Regions from separate parts of the Mus musculus genome. Here region 2 is linked to region 1. The links are chromatin loops, found by intact Hi-C in ENCODE. Cell type or tissue: left cerebral cortex. All regions are shown on one strand.

Region 1 (8,000 bases):
ATAAAACTAGCCCCCAAAGGAGCCTAAAACCCTAAGTTTGAACCCCACTTTTAGGAGGTATATCTGCCAAGACAGGGGGATTAGAATGCATTTCACATAACAGTCTTTAAACCAAATTTAGAACCTCTAAGCATCTACACAGTCTGTGAGCCTCTGTCTGCCTGGTTGCTCTATAAACCTTACGGACAGATTTGGGTGTAAGCTACTTTCTAGAGCTCATCACATGCCTCCGTTTCTGGAGCGACCTCTGTCTCTGTAAAGTCAAGGGCACAGAGAGAGTCTGACCCTTCAGCCAACCTCTGACATCCTGAAGAGGCAGAGCCAGCCCTCAGCCAGTCCCTGTGGCCATGTTTCACAGGAAGCTGAGGTGGTAGAGAGAAACCCCTATACACTGGGAGGAACTTCCCATTCAGCTTGTTAGAGAGACTCTGTCACCAACAGCTTATCTTGGGGAAGCCATCTGTCTGAGGTAATGAGCCTGGGCCGGGCTGGAAAAAGAAGGCACTACAGCGGCACCACTGAGCCTGGTCTGCTTGGCTGTCCCTGGCAGCAGCAGAAGAGGTTTAACTGGAGCAGTGGTTTTCAACTTTCCTCATGCTGTGACCCTTGAATACCGTTCCTCATATTGTGGTGACCCTCAACCACAAATTATTTTCATTACTATTTCATAACTGTAATTTTGCTACTGTTATGAATCAAAATGTAAATATCTGAGTTTTCTGATGGTCTTGGGTGACCTCTGTGAAAGAGTTGTTAGACCCCACAAGGAGGTTGCTAGCCACAGGTTGTAATTAGACCCTGTCCAAAGCTTTGGCTGGGAGAACTGAATAGCAGGCACCAGGAGAGTTGAGATTTGCATATGGACCAGGCAAGTGCCACCTGCTTCCTAAAGGAAGTGACTTGGGAAACCTTAGAACAACAGAAATGAAAGATGCCACTCTGGATCTCAGATTTAGAAAAAGGAAGGTTCCTGACGTTTAGGGGTTGCTTATAGCAAAGAGGCAAAGCTTGCTATTCAGTACTGCAGGAAAAGCAGCTATCTCTGCCACCCTAACAAAGGGTACCAAACCACATCTCTTCCAGCGAAGTCCCGAGGTAAGAGGGGTAGCTGAGATGACTTCCAGTGAGCTAAGACTCCACTTGCTGTTTTGACTGTCCATAGACTACTGTCCTGGACTGACACCAAAAGACTGCATAGCATAACATAGGCTTATAGCACCAAAGGATATCCAGAGCTGAGGCGGGGAAGGACTTCACAGCAGCCCTTAGAGATAGAACCATGTCTTCTCATCTGTACCACCAAAGTGGCAGCCTGAGGATCAGCTGTCATGGAGTCCCCTGTGGACTAGCTGTCCTGTTCTGTGAGGTCCACCCCTGCTCCCCGACCCCACTCCTGCTTGAGGCCTCTGGGAAGACAGTTTGTGCTCACTAAGGAGTCTGGGGCTCTGTGACCTAATGGAGCTGCTCCTCAGGGTGGGGTGGGGGTCTAGAAGCTGGGACTCCTCCAAACAGCCCGCGGTTTAGAGGCAAGGTTCTCTGCAGAGGTGACAAAGACATGGATTCTGCTTAGTATCTGTCCCTGCTTAGGAGACCACCCAGATAACTCACTGTAGTTCTGACCTGAAGTCAGACTGGCAGGAGCAGAGGAAGTCCCTGTCTCTAAATAGAATTCAAAGTGGCCTCCACCCTCCTCTCTGGTGGGCTGAGAGCTGGTGGTGGACTTTGCATTGCTCTAAATACAATGGGCTCCTCTCCTGGCTCAGCCTTTCTTTCCCTCCATTGGGAGGCTAGACATGAGGGGGCTTTCTAGGACTTGTTCAAGTCTGCAAGCGCTAACACATCCATGCATCCTCACAAACTGCCCCAGCCCCAGCCCCAGCCCCAGCCCCAGCCCCAGCCCCAGCCCCAGCCCCAGCCCCAGCCCCAGCCCCAGCCCCAGCCCCAACCCCAGCCCCAGCCCCAGCCCCAGCCTCAGTTCTAGCCTCAAACCCAGCCCCAGCCCCAGCAGTAGCCCCAGTCCCGGTTCCAGTCCCAAACCCAGAACTAGCCCCAGAACCAGAACCAGAACCGGACCCGGACCCAGCCCCAGCCCCTTCTAAAGTGAAGGACAATGAACGGGAATGTTTCTACAAGTGTGGCTTCAGACTCTCTCCTGAAATGACTAAACTGCACAGACCATTGCTGAGAGAGCTGATGTAAGCACATTTGGTTTAAGCTTCTGTGGGGAAGATTTTATTTGGGAAAGACTGGACCACCATGTCATCTTGAATGTGTGCTCAGGGGGTGGCAGTAGACACACTCAGCCATGCCCTTCTGATGAGCGGGTAGAGTAACATTCAGCATAGTGACATTGCTCAAGGCAGGGAAGCTTCACAAAGGCTTTTGCTCAGTCTGTCCACTGTGCCCTGGAGGGTGAATATACATTGGGGTCTACATTCCATTCCCCAAGGCTCCCCACATCCTGGGGCTCTGCTCACACATTGAAGCCTAACTGTCCATCACTATTGCTCCCTGTGTGCTGTATCTTCTGTGTCAAGTGGACTCCTAAGTCCCAGGCAGCAGAGAGGGAGTCTGCTTTTAATGTATATAAACTGGCAGAGGCCACAGAAGCACCCTCCCTCTTGATGTCCTAGTCTCAAGAGGAAAGATGAGGTGAGCTCAGAACAGCCCGATTGACAGTTTCCTCCTCTTCTCCCTAAGGAACACTAAGGACCACGGAGGTTCCCAGTCCATCTTTCCATTTGCCTCCCTCCTTCTTCTCCAAAGAAATAGCAAGTCAACAGAATGGAAGTGGTGGGCAGGCTTGGTTTCAGAAACCTGAGATACAAATTCTTTAAGGGACCTTGAGGTTCCAAGTCTAGAAAACGATGGACTGAACCTTCTAGGAAGGCAAGAAGAACTGGGGCCCTCAGAGCTCATCACTGGGAGAAGGTGCTATGGATTCTGTTTAATGAGGACTCATGCGAGGAGATCCAGGTGGCACCACACCCAGGACTGCAAAGACCCAGAGGAATAACACCCACCATTTGAAGAGTTCTTAAGGGTTTTCCAATCCTCTAGATACCCCTCTCAGATCCAAACCACTTTCAAGCTTCGAAAAGTGAACAGAGTTCACTGCCCAGAGTATAAGGGTAACAAGATGTTCTGGCTGGGGTTTCAGTCCCATGTTTCAGAAAGTGAAGCTCTAGGCACCCGTTTAAACAGGATCTGCTATTCCACCCGTGCTTAATGCCATTGATGCAGAAAGGGGATCTCCCGGGATGCTGGGACCTTCCTAACTCAATACCAAGTGCTCAGAGTCTTGGGTCAGGGCACTCACCTGGGGTGTATGTCCACCAACAGCACAAGCGTCTGCATGGTGATCACGTCGATGCGCTTGCAGTGGAAGCGGGCCACCTTGAGCACCTTGAGGTACGTGAAGCAGAGCACGATGAAGGAGAGCAGGAAGCTGAGCGCATGGAAGGCGCTGGTGAAGACAGCAAAGCGCAGGCGCTCGTCCGGCCGCCGGCTGCACAGTGTGCACGAGGCATATAGCTGGTGGAAGCCGAGCCAGGACAGGGCGAGCGCGGTGGCCGGGAAGGTGAGCGCGTGCAGCCACGTGTAGGCCACCATGAAGGCGGCATCTCGGAGGCGCATCTTGGCACGGTAGCTCAGCGGAAAGACCACAGCCACCCAGCGGTCGATGCTGAGCGCGGCCATGCTGAGCATGGAGTTGGCGGCCAGAAAGGTGTCGAGGAAGGCGGCCAGGCGGCACAGGCGGTCCCCGGCCGGCTGCCGTTGTGCCACGACGCCGGCCAGTGTTAGTGGCATGTTGACCACGGTACACAGCAGGTTGCCACACGTGAGGTTGAGAGTGAAGAGCGCCGGCGCCTGGCGGCGGATGTCAGCGCTGTGCAGGAGGCAGAGCAGCACCAGCCCGTTGGACAGCAGCGACACGCCGATAGTGCCCACCAGCAGCCCCGCCAGGCCCGCGTCCCACGAGTTCATGGTGCGCGCCCGCCGCTGGCGCTCAGGGCCCGCAACCCCGCGCCGCCATGGCGCAGCCTGCTGTCGACTCAGCCCCTAGGCGACACGGCAGCCCAGCGACCCCTGGCCCTTGTCGCCATGGCTACCCAGAGGGCATCCACCAACCCAGAAGCCCGCGCCACCCCCTGGGCCAGCACCTAGGCACGCAGCCTCCCGGAGCCCCGCGCCACCTCCCAGGCGAGCACCTGGGCACGGAACCACTCGGAGTCTGGGGTCACCTCACCGGCGATCACCTAGGCGAGTGTTCACTCCCAGTCCCGCACCACCTCTTGGCCTGTGCTCCTCTGACCTCCTGAAGTGCCCTGGAATCCGGGGTCGCAGTCTCCTGTGGTCACTGGCTTTGCGTCTGCCTGCACCCGCCCTTACTGGGTCCCTCTCAGCTCTGGCTCTGCTCCGCACACCCTTCTGCTTTGTGGCTTTCTCTCTGTCTCCCTCTCTCTGCCTCTGTGCTCAGTCTCCTGTGTGCTCTCACTTTCTGCCCCCTCCCCCTTCTGTCTCTCCCACCTCCAATTTTCTCCTCCCTTTCTTTCTCCTTTCTCTCTTTTTTCTCTTAGGAAACTGGCTGCTTCTGAGAAGGAAATCCCACCGATTCTCTCTCTCTCTCTCTCTCTCTCTCTCTCTCTCTCTCTCACACACACACACACACACACACACATACACACACACACACACTTGGAGGGAAGGAGCCCTACCGGCTCCCTTGCAGAATGGCTGGCTCCCAGTGGCTCCCCTCCTCCCCTTCCTTTCTATCCTCCCCTATATGAGCTGGAGACAGGCTGAGTCAAGAAATCTAGGAAAAGGGAAGAATGTCTGGGCACCCTCATGTCCCAGTGCTGCTTGTCCCTGCCTAGGTGACCAGACCTTGACCCAGTCCACCTGCCCCATAGCTGCCCAGCATCTAGGATTGCTGCTGTTATCTAAGATGAACTGGGGAGCTTGGCTAGGCTTCTGCTGAGCTGGGATAGAATTCACAGTTCTGTCTTGCATTATGGCCAGAGATCTCCTGAGATCTCCCCTCATCTATCTGCAGGCAGTTGCTGTACTGCTGGACACTGAGTCTCCAGAGCTTCGTCTCTTCACTCTCTAGTCATTCAGCTACACTCTCAGATATGGTGCAAGGTCACTTGAGGCTCACCGGGACATCCCTTGGGCATGCCATCAGTCAAGAACACACTCTGTCCATGGTCATCAGAAGTAGTCCTGGTGTAGCTGGTTCTGGACACTCATTGTGTCCTGGGCCAGCTGCTGTCCTGTCCATTCTGGGTGTGGCGAGCCAGCGAGTATAAGCTTATTAGGCATGTGGATGAACTGTTCAGAGAATGGGAGGATAGCGGATGTCTCTGTTTGATCCAGATCATCAGAGTTTGGGACATAAAGGGTCTCAGCCTCCCCTCAGGTAAACATGTGGGAACTGTGTCTCTTCTATCCCTAGTCCAGACTCCGTAGTTTCAAAGGTGCTTGGTGGACAGACAGGTGACAACTTTCAGAGCTTCCTCAGTCTCTTGCCTTTCTATGGGATGCTACCTCCTCCAGTGACCACCTACACTGTATTTCAGAGCCTGGTGAGATGGCCAGTGATGACTGTACATAGCCAGACCTCAGTCTGAAAGAAACCAAATATAGACAGTTTCCCTAAGGGAGCTGTTGTGTCTCCCCCATCACACTAATTATCTTCCCTCACATAGATTCAAGGATGGAGGGGGTTAATCTAAAGCACCTGCAAGTCAGAGAGAACAATGGCCTTTCTCTTCTACACCTTGACAGATGCTAAGCACCACTATAATGAATATACCCAAGAGTGCCCAGGACAGGACCACTTCTTACCAGCTTCCAAGGGTGCCTGGGAACCCTTCTGCAACCCCCCTTAAGAGGCAGCACATTGGTAATAGAAACCTGACACTCTAAGGGCATTTATACCACAGAAACAAACAAATGTCACAGCTCAGCCCGCCCCACCCGCAATCTGAGCCCGTGGTTAAGCAGTTACCAGCACATCACTCACTGACCTCACAAGACCCTGAGCCAAACACCCATCTTCCCCGAGTCTTGGCTTCCTTATCTGTTTTTTAGAGCTGCGTTGATACTGTGTGGAAGTGGTTTTGCCTCTCAGGGAAGAGAAAAGCAAGCAGAATGCTGTCATCCTTCTCAGCCCTTGGTCTCCTCATGGGGCCTACAGAACTCAGGTTGGCTGTGCATCTTCATCTCTTGCTTGGTTGATGACAACAACAATGTGGGCTGTTCACCCATGTGTCTCCCTGCTTCCACAGACTGTCTTGATAAGCCTCTCCCCTGGGATGAGATGGATGTTTAGGGATTGCTTCTGGAGTAAACCAGTATGTTTTGGGACACACCAGTGGATCCTTGATTCTTACATTATAATGTTCTATAGAATGACTTCCTGTGCTGTTTAAATTCAGATTCCTGGGGTTTCTAAGTCAGGTTTGCCTCATTTACTAGCTCTACAAATGATGCTCAGAAGTGGTCAGGCTAGACAGATGATGCTAACCATGCCCTGGACACATCCACCATCAGTGGCCTAATGCTCTGGCCTCACAAAAGGACCACCAGTGTTTGTAGGAAGCACAGGCTACAATGCATTAATTCATGGCATACAAGTTGCCAAAACCTGTCCAAACATCACATCTGATTTAATTCTTGCAAAAATGACAAGAGAAAGAGTTAACTACAGCTGGTATTTCGGAGATAAAGACAGCAGAGAACAGACAGAGACGTTAAGTGACACAACTGGCGAGGGATGAAGCCAGCATACCCAGCTCCACAGGCTGGCTTTTACTGTGAGCTTCAGAGCTCCTCAGTCACCCTTTCAATGAGATGCCTTTGTTCTATAACTTAAAAGAACCTCGACTTCTCTGCATCAAATGATGTTGATAACCAGGTAACTGGGCCAACAGTAAGAAATCAGTATTTCAGTTCTCTCTCTCTCTCTCTCTCTCTCTCTCTCTCTCTCTGTGTGTGTGTGTGTGTGTTCTCTCTCTCTCTTTCTCTCTCTCTCTGTGTGTGTGTGTGTGTGTGTGTGTATCTCCCTCCCTCCCTCCCTCCCTCCCCCCAGCCACCTCACCTCACACACTCAGCATATTGAAGATCATTTGTTCTCTGAATTCCTAAGGGCAACATTGAAAGGTTAAAATGCCAGAATAGAAATTCAGAATATTATAACTCAGTTTGCTGAGGAACCAAGGCTCATTTTCTCCTGCTTATTTAAACAAAATTTTCTGCTCCCAGTGGGATTGTAGGAGGGCTGATCTCCATGGCAACCAGGTCCCCAGCCTTGTTGGCCTTAGCCAGGTCAGGCTTCAGAGTTCGGGTCTAACATAGCCTTACACACTCATAATGAGGTCACAACCATAGCTCTGTCTGGGACCTGATACTAGTCTATGATGATCCTCCAGAAGAGAATCTGAGAATCCAGCCCACTCAGCCAGGGGCTGCAAGGTCCTGAGTATGCCTTCCAGAGAACCACATGGTGGCTCTTCAGAGAGTGCTCTTTCAAGCCAGAGGGAAGTCAGTGGTGATGGAATGTTGATGGCAGTATTAACATGACTCATAAAATGCTGTAACTGTGCTCCCTAGGGAAGCTCAACAACAGGACTACACAGGGCAGAGGAATGCTTTGTCAATCCTTGCAGGAACTCCCCGGCGTACATATTCTGGCACGTGAAAGAATATTTCCAGAACAGGTAAACGTTTGCTCAAGGTCACTTTCAGCCACAGTAGGTGATCAAGTTGAATTGGTTAGAGAGCCACATCTAGTAATGTAATGCATGGACATGCACACACACACACACACACACACACACACACACACACACACACACACACAGACACACACACAGACTCACTCACACACACACAGACACAGACACACACACACAGACACACACACATACAGACTCACTCACACACACACACACACACACACAGACACACACACACATACACACACAAAGACACAC
Region 2 (8,000 bases), 59 kb after region 1:
TGGGAGACAGGTGATTAGGCACATGAGTGTATGTTGTGTGTGTGTAATGGGGGGAGGGCAAAATCACCTTAAAAGAAAGTGGAAAGCAAATAAAAAGATAACAAGTACATATAATTAGAATGAAGAGGTGGCATTTCCAGGTCATATGTGTGAATACTTCCATACCTTTCTGCAGACAGGTAACGCAATCTGCACTTGTGTACTCTGGGACTCCTAGTTCCTTCTCCCACTATATTAGTGGTAGCCCATGTGTTTTATGTAAAGATATAGCTGCAAAACTCCTTGTATATTCCCCCTCTCTTTTTTTTAGCATTACCAATATCAAGGCGATATTCCCCCAAGCCCAGATTCCATAGAGCATCATGCTAGAAGGTTTAAGGTCATGGAGGACAGTGATGTCCAATATCTCCTTCGCAGCATATGGAGTAATGCATAGAAATATGGGATTCTCTCTGACACTAAAGCCTCAGGACATTTGCTAATAAAAAAGACTCCATCAAAAAAAAAAAAAAAAAAAAAAAAAAAAAAGCTATGTCATTTACAGGAAAATGAGCTCAGGGCTAGTGCACAAAGGTCTGGACCAAGTAGAGTGTGCAGCTTCTTTTGGGGACCAGTACTGTTTCACAGTGGGGCTTTAAGAACAGTCAGCTATTGGATGGATCACAGGGCTCCCAATGGAGGAGCTAGAGAAAGTAACCAAGGAGCTAAAGGTATCTGCAACCCTATAGGTGGAACAACATTATGAACTAACCAGTACCCGGGAGCTCTTGACTCTAGCTGCATATGTATCAAAAGATGGCCTAGTCGGCCATCACTGGAAAGAGAGGCCCTTTGGACTTGCAAACTTTATATGCCCCAGTACAGGGGAACGCCAGGGCCAAAAAAATGGGAATGGGTGGGTAGGGAAGTGGGGGGGGGGTATGGGGAACTTTTGGGATAGCATTGGAAATGTAAAGGAAAATATGTAATAAAAATATTTAAAAAAAAAGAATGGAATCTGAAAGGACACCTTGATCCTAAGGCTGTGCAAGAAGGAGAAGACTCGGTGAGTAGAACACACTCCTGTCTCTTCTGGGTTCTATCTGATTCTGGCCCTGTTGCTTTCACTGAATCTGACCTGAAGCCTTCACAGGCATCTCTATCACTCTTCCTGCCCCGCCATCACTCAGACCACAAACCCCAGACACAATGGTCTCAGCCTAGTCACTCTGCCTCCTGAAAATCTCTCATGCTGTCTTCCTTTCTGTACTTCCATTTTCTTTACTCCCGACATCTAGATTACAGATTTTCCTTGTCTCTCTGTGTGTGATTATGTGTGTGTGTGTGTGTGTGTGTGTGTGTGTGTGTGTGTGAGAGAGAGAGAGAGAGAGAGAGAGAGAGAGAGGTCATTACATATGTGTACATGCGTTCTCATGCATGTGGAGGCCAGACATAACTTAAAATGTCATCTCTACCTTCCTTTGCCTTACTTCGCTGAGCCATGGTCTTTCACGGAACCTGGAGCTTCTGGACTCCGTTGGAAAGGCCTCCCAGCATGACCTAGGGAGCGTCCTGACTCCATCTCATCAACACTAGTTATACAAACCCTTGCTGCCACATCCTGCTTTTACCCTGATGCTGAGGAACCAAACTCAGGTCCTCATGCTTGGAGAGCAAACACTTTGCCCACTGAGCCTCCCCAGCCCCAGAGTCTCTTTACTGCTAGCTTTGATCTGACCCCACCTCAACCCCACAGACCTAGCGCATAAGCTGCATGCTCTAAGAAGCCAGACCCACCATTCCTAACCCGAGTGGCTCCCTGTGGCTGCAGGAAAATCTAAGCTCTTAACGAATGAGAAATGACCCTTTCTGATTTTGTCTAATTCTCCTTAAACACATCATCATGGTACATTAAGCATTTTATCTTAATTTAAGACCCACGTCGTTCGTTGGCTTAACGGAAGCCTTCCTTCGAGAATAAAGCCTTTGTTATGAATTCCCAGTCATTTTTCTTATATAATCCTTGCTCTGAAAATTGTCTATAATTTCCAATTTCGATCTTTAAAATAAGGGAGAACTCAAGCAGGGGCAGGTATTTTTAAACATATATGACTCTCTCCAGGCTTTTAAAATCATCCCGCCCACACCCATTTCAGAGAGTATTTTTAGCGACTTCCATTTACAGAACAAGCTTTTTTCCAAAGAACTAAACTTAGTTTTCATGGAAACAACTCTTGCTTTTGGCACGCCTGTTTCATCAGCTTCTGTAAACTGTTTAATTACAACAGCAAGCACAGCTGATCTGGGAGGCAGGATGCCTGGCCGGCAGCAGAGGGACAGCACTGGCAGACAGCCAGGCTCTGTCATCCCTGAATAAGGTAGCCAGAACATAGGAATCTTTGCTGGCACAGCTGCCCTTCTATCTAACCTCAGAATGCCCCTGTCCAGATGACCCAAGGCTCCTCTCTCATTGTCCAAAGCTTCTGTCTAATTCCACTTTACCCTCAGTTTCTCACTAGGACAGCTTTTACTTTTTTTTTTACTTTTTAAAGTCATACACACACACACACACACACACACACACACACACACACACACGGTGCATTGTGGTTATATTCTCCTCCATTACTCTTCTGTATCTCGCTGTGATGCTTTGTATGTGCTCAGCCCAGGGAGTGGCACTATTAGAAGGTGTGGTTTTTTTGGAGTAGGTGTGTCACTGTGGGTGTAGGCTTTAAGACCCTCATCCCAGCTGCCTGGAAGTCAGTATTCTGCTAGCAGCCTTCAGATGAAGATGTAGACCTCTCAGCTCCTCCTGCACCATGCCTACCTGGATGCTGCCTTGCTCCCACCTTGATTATAGACTGAAACTCTAAACATGTAAGCTAGCCCCAATTAAATGTTGTCCTTTTGAGACTTGCCTTGGTCATGGTGCCTGTTCACAGCAGTAAAACCCTAACTTAGATGCTTGGTATCTCCTTTCCTTTTATCCTTCTTCCACCTAGAGCACCCCACCCCCATCCCAACCCACCCTTTTGGCTACACCTCTGGAGAAAGTGACACACCCTCTTCCAACATCCATTAGCAGCCATCAGCTCCTCAGGAACCGTTAGCATCTCATGGTTACCTCTTCCATCCACAGTAGCATACGGGAGGGCCTGCTTCTGTGCAAGTGTTCATAGTCGCTGTGTGTTCATGGTTGCAATGGCTACGTCCTATCTGGATGACAGTGCATTGTGACACTCCTCCTATCCTCTGGCTCAAAATTCCTTCTACCATCTCTTCTGTAGTAGTCCCTGGACCTGGGGGGTGGGGATACAGATAATCCACGTAAGCCTGAGCTCATGTCAATCACGTGTCCTTAGTACTTTGACCAGATAAAAGTCTCTGCATTAGCTCTCCTCTTCTGCCCTGGAGTGAGAGTAGGACTAGGCTACGGGCATAAAGGTGAATACTTAGAAGGCAGTTTGATGTGTCTGTGATCTTCCAGTCATTATCCTTTGACCACGTTTGTAATGCGTTAGTTATGTCTTCCCTTGTATGAAGAGGATCTCAAGTTCAGACACAAAGTAACTGGTTATCCCACAAATAGTCATGCCATTATTGTTGCAGTGACCATGTACTGCCTGTGGGGGGCAGTATTGTAGCACACCTGGGTATGGTTAGCTGACCTACTTTTGCATTTCCTCCTACGGTGGCTTACATAGCACCTTCTGGCACTATCAACGCAAGTCAGCAAGGAGGGAATTTCCAATCCAGTTCTATTTTGATTTCTTTGTGTTCTATAACCAATCTGTGAGGTATTTTGAGCAATAGGGCCTTACCATCTAGTTCCAGAAGATAATTGATGGTAATGGCGGTAGTGTGAATTCTTCTGGAGGCCTCTGGGACCTTCCCAGCCAATAACTACAAAGGTATCTTATACCTGGCACTTGTTTAAAAGCCTCTAACTTCTGGATGCTGCATTCTCTACCCATGGAAGCTACCGCTATTCATTTTTAACTTGTTATTTTATTTATTTATTTATTTATTTATTCATTCATTCATTCATTCATTCATTTATTTAATGTATATGAGCATGCTGTTGCTGCCACACAAGAAGAGTACATCAAATCCCATTACAGATGTTTGTGAGCCACCATGTGGTTGCTGGGAATTGAACTCATAACCTCTGAAAGAGCAACCAGTGCTCTTAATGGCTGAGCCATTTATCCAGCCCCGTTCTTATGTTTTAATTGTATTTTTCAATTTATAAAGTAGTAGAGTTTCATGTACTTTGATCACCCCACCAACTTCTATTCCAGGGGACCTAAGGGAATTTACTTTCAAGTTTACTTCTATCATCCGGGACTCTACCCCATGCTATCAAAATATCAATCTTAAGGCCTACCCAGATCTGAGGAGATAGCTCAGTTGGTAGATTGTTTGCCATGGAAGTGTGAGGGTCTGAGCTCAATCCCTAGCACCTACATAAACAAAACAAAACAAAACAAAACAAAACAACAAGCTGGGTGTGGTGGTACATTATTGTCACCCCAGCACTGGGGAAGTAGAGACTGGCAGACCCCTGGGGCACGTGCACCAGTCAGCCTAGCCTACTCGTCCAGTTCCAGGCCAGTTAGAGACTTGTTTTCAAAAAGCAAGTCAAATGGCATCTGAGGAAAAAAATGCCTAAGATTGGCCTCTGGTGTGTGTATGCATGCACACAGACATGCACCTGAACCCACACCACACACACACACACACACACACACACACACACACACACACGCATACAAAGATTTACCTGTCACGTGTTTTAAAAGTCTCAGATGAGGATTCATTGACATAGTGCCACCTGGTTGAATAGCTTTCTGGAATAATGGCAGATTCTGCCTCTACCCTTGTCTAAAGCTTGAGGCTCACTGGCCCTGTCTATGGTGACCCTTGAGTCCCTGTATCTCTCAGCATCCAGACACTCTCCAAGGCCGCCCTCAGGGCCACTGCTGCTGTGCTTACAGGGTTTCCAGAGGCTTCTACAGAACGACCTACCCCAAGCAGGAACTGAGTCGTCTCCTTCCAACCCGACCCTCCCACACTCCAAACTCACTTCACAGACTGGTTGGCTCACTTCTCATTTCTTTCCAAAATTAAAATGTTCCCTGGATGTGCAAGTGGCAGAAGGAAGGAATGGAGAGAGAGAAGGGGAACGTTTGGAAGGAGGGAGGGGAGAAGAAAAATACATAGACTAAGTAGCTTTCCACGCTGGGCACTTTTACCCTTTATCTTATTTTTTTGGTAGACTTTTCTAAGTGTCGGTCTTGTGTTGGATAATTCCCAGCGGCAGGCGCTTTTAGCAGCAGTGTGGTATAAAATTGATGTTGGGCAATAGCAGTTCCTGGAAGCACTCTGAGTACTTTGGCTCCAGAGGCCCAGGAGCCAGAGCTCCATGGAAGCAGGAGCCAGAGTGGCTTCTGGTGAGCGAAGGGCACAAATGGCAGGGGCCAGGGCCACTCAGCACCTCAGGTCCTGCCCTTCAGGCATCTGGGAAGTGGTTCTATTGGCTCTCTTAGTTCTGATGCTGACATTGCTAATTGACTGGTTATCCTGGTGTCGAGACGCGTAGTCACAGTGCTTTCTAGATGTTCCAGTCTTAGGGAGGTGGTAAGCTTTCTGTAGAAACTGCAGAGGTAGCTTCTCTTTCAAACCTGCTATCGCAGAAGTGGAGGGAACCGTTGAATTTTCTACAGTCGCCACACACTAGTTCCCCAAAGCCTTCCTCGTTGGCACTTTCTGTGGACCTCATCCTCATCCAGAGCCTAGCTCCTCCTGTTTCCGGCTCGCTTGTGTGGAGCAGGCATCTGAAATTCCCATCACCTTCAACTTTTGACCCTAGAGCAGAGAAGGTTGCTAGAAGCAGGGTGTATGAGAGGACAGCTTTGTTTCTTCAAGGGTCTGAATGGGATTCCAACTCTGTTGGGGTATGTTGTAAGAAGGTGTCTCTGTATTGTCAATTGTTGGTTGCTGTGCCAGCAGAGAGCTAAGGACTGGCCAGATTTTGGAATTGTTAATCTTAAGGCCCATCACCTGGTTTTCTGTTTTATAAACATTCCCTTTCCTCATTTGCTGATTGGCTTAATAAAGATCCAACAGCCAATAGCTAGACAGGAAGTAGAGGGGCAGAACTTCCGGGCAGAGAAAGGGTTTCTGGGAGAAGAAATCAGAAGTGGGAGATTTCTCCAGCTGGATAGGGAAGTGGTCTGATGTGAACAGGAACAGAGGTAAAAACTAGTCATATGGCGGTGGCCTAGACTAGTTAGTCTGGTTACATTTAGATTGAGTCAGTTGAGAGTCTGCCCAGCTGAAGGCCTTACCTATAATAAATATGAATAAGTCTCTGTCATTATTTAACATCTGGCAGATTCAGAAAGTCCCACTATACAACTCCAATAAGGGGACTGGCCTGTCCAGCCTGCAACGGAGGAACAGACGTCCCAGTCTGCCCAGCTGTGCCTTCCACTGTGGGGGAGGTCAGACCTTTGGAGAAAATATTTAGTGACAGGGAGCTCACGGATCAATCAATAAGCTAGACCGACCATTTGAAGATAGGCCAGTTGATCAGGATAGTCCTGGTTTGTCCCCATAGACCTTTAGGTTTTGGGGTGACTTCATTGTAAATGAGCCTTTGCTGCTCTGAACTTCACATTGCTTATACGCAAAATGAACATGTTATTTTTGGAATCCTAAACCCCTCTTTCTTGACAGGGGCCCTGGCAGTAGGAAAAGGAAGAACGAGCAGGAGATGAGGATGAAGTTAGGTTTTCCTTAGCCCTTCCGGATTGTGTGGGAGTTCGTCCATGTGACATGTAGCAGGGTAGGAATTGGGATGAGCCCTGTCCCTGGGGGGTAGGGGAAGGAAAATCAATGGTGGAAACGAAATTCTTCATGTAGCATTTCTCTGATCAGGAAGCACAGGCCTTCCAATATGACTGCATTGATTTCCGGTCTTCCTGGGATCCATTTTCCCATATGAGTTTAAGACCCTACAACTGAGAAGGTTCCGATCCAGGAATTTTCAGCTCCACCATTTACAGTCTCTCTCCTTCACAGGGACTGGATATCAGTCAACATTGATAGATACAGGATGGAGATTGGTACTGGAGAGTACCAGGACTGGAGGATGTCCCTAAGGAGGCAGAGACTTCTCTTCCTCCTGCAGCCCAGTCTCGGGGCTAGCTTATGCTGCGATACTGACAAAACTAGAGTTCCTATGGGATCTTCAGTTTTTTCCCCATCTGGAAAGGATGGGTGGTCGGAGTCCCCCAAGGAGCCATCTAAGTGTGGTGCCTTGGTTATTAAGGGATTGAATTGACATCATGTTTCCACTCTGTCAAGGAAAACTGAGTCCCATGTTTAAAATGTGTGTGCCATCCCACCAGTGAAGTGAGTGGGGGGCCAGTACCAAGGGCTTTTCATAATTGAGGAAGCTGATCTGAAATCGTGTCAAACTGAAGTGAATTCATGAATTCATGTGTCAGTAGGTCAGGGAGGAGCCAGAAGCTCTGCTTTGCTCACAGCTCACAGCTCACAGCTCACAGTCGCTGCTGCTCCTGCTGCTCCTGCTGCTGCTGCTGGTGGTGGTCCACGAGCTACATTTGTGCGGCCAGATGTTCCAGAGGATAAAAATCTTACCTCTTCTATATCTTGTTAATGAAAACCCCTTGCCCTCACCTCAAAGAAAATAAAAGATGGCTTTTTCTACAACCACATGCAAGTGACCATGACCCAGGGACACAGATTCTGGTTGCCTCAAATTCCATGGTTCAACATGGTGACTGTTCCATGAAGTTTCTATAGGAAGAGAACAAAGAAAGTCATAAATCAAGGCACTTTTCAAATAGATTGGTAGGAGGTGGGACATAGGCCAGTTGGTAGGATGCTTCATTAATATACACTGAAACCTGACTTTCATCCTTAGAATATGATAGATCAGGTATAGTGCCAGCACTCTGGAGGCAAAGACAGGACAATCAGAAGTTCAA

What was found. A loop is a pair of places that touch in the nucleus more often than their neighbours do. Peaks named below come from ENCODE experiments on the same cell type or tissue, not always from the same donor. Only the 100,000 strongest peaks of a DNase experiment are listed, where the experiment ranks them.
Region 2: it touches region 1 in a loop (5-fold over the local background); 6 of 42 quality-filtered maps call a loop at or near these places.

What each region holds. Positions count from the first base shown.
Region 1 is chr7:131,962,915-131,970,914 of GRCm38, reverse strand. It overlaps Gpr26 (G protein-coupled receptor 26), which reads right to left and starts at 4,455. Exons shown (of 3, transcript NM_173410.3): 1 at 3,320-4,455. The coding sequence starts at 3,987. It overlaps Gm34725 (a long non-coding RNA gene), which reads left to right and starts at 7,178. Exons shown (of 3, transcript XR_378540.1): 1 at 7,178-7,724. In left cerebral cortex, CTCF peaks have their summits at 3,719, 4,486 and 4,753; DNase peaks (open chromatin) are centred at 3,476, 3,600, 4,492, 4,719 and 4 more places; H3K4me3 peaks cover 4,960 bases; H3K27ac peaks cover 4,774 bases.
Region 2 is chr7:131,904,068-131,912,067 of GRCm38, reverse strand. No RefSeq gene overlaps it. Among named protein-coding and RNA genes, the nearest start is that of Gm34725, 56 kb to the left of the region's middle. In left cerebral cortex, a CTCF peak has its summit at 3,609 (motif pointing right); DNase peaks (open chromatin) are centred at 2,194 and 5,089; H3K27ac peaks cover 894 bases.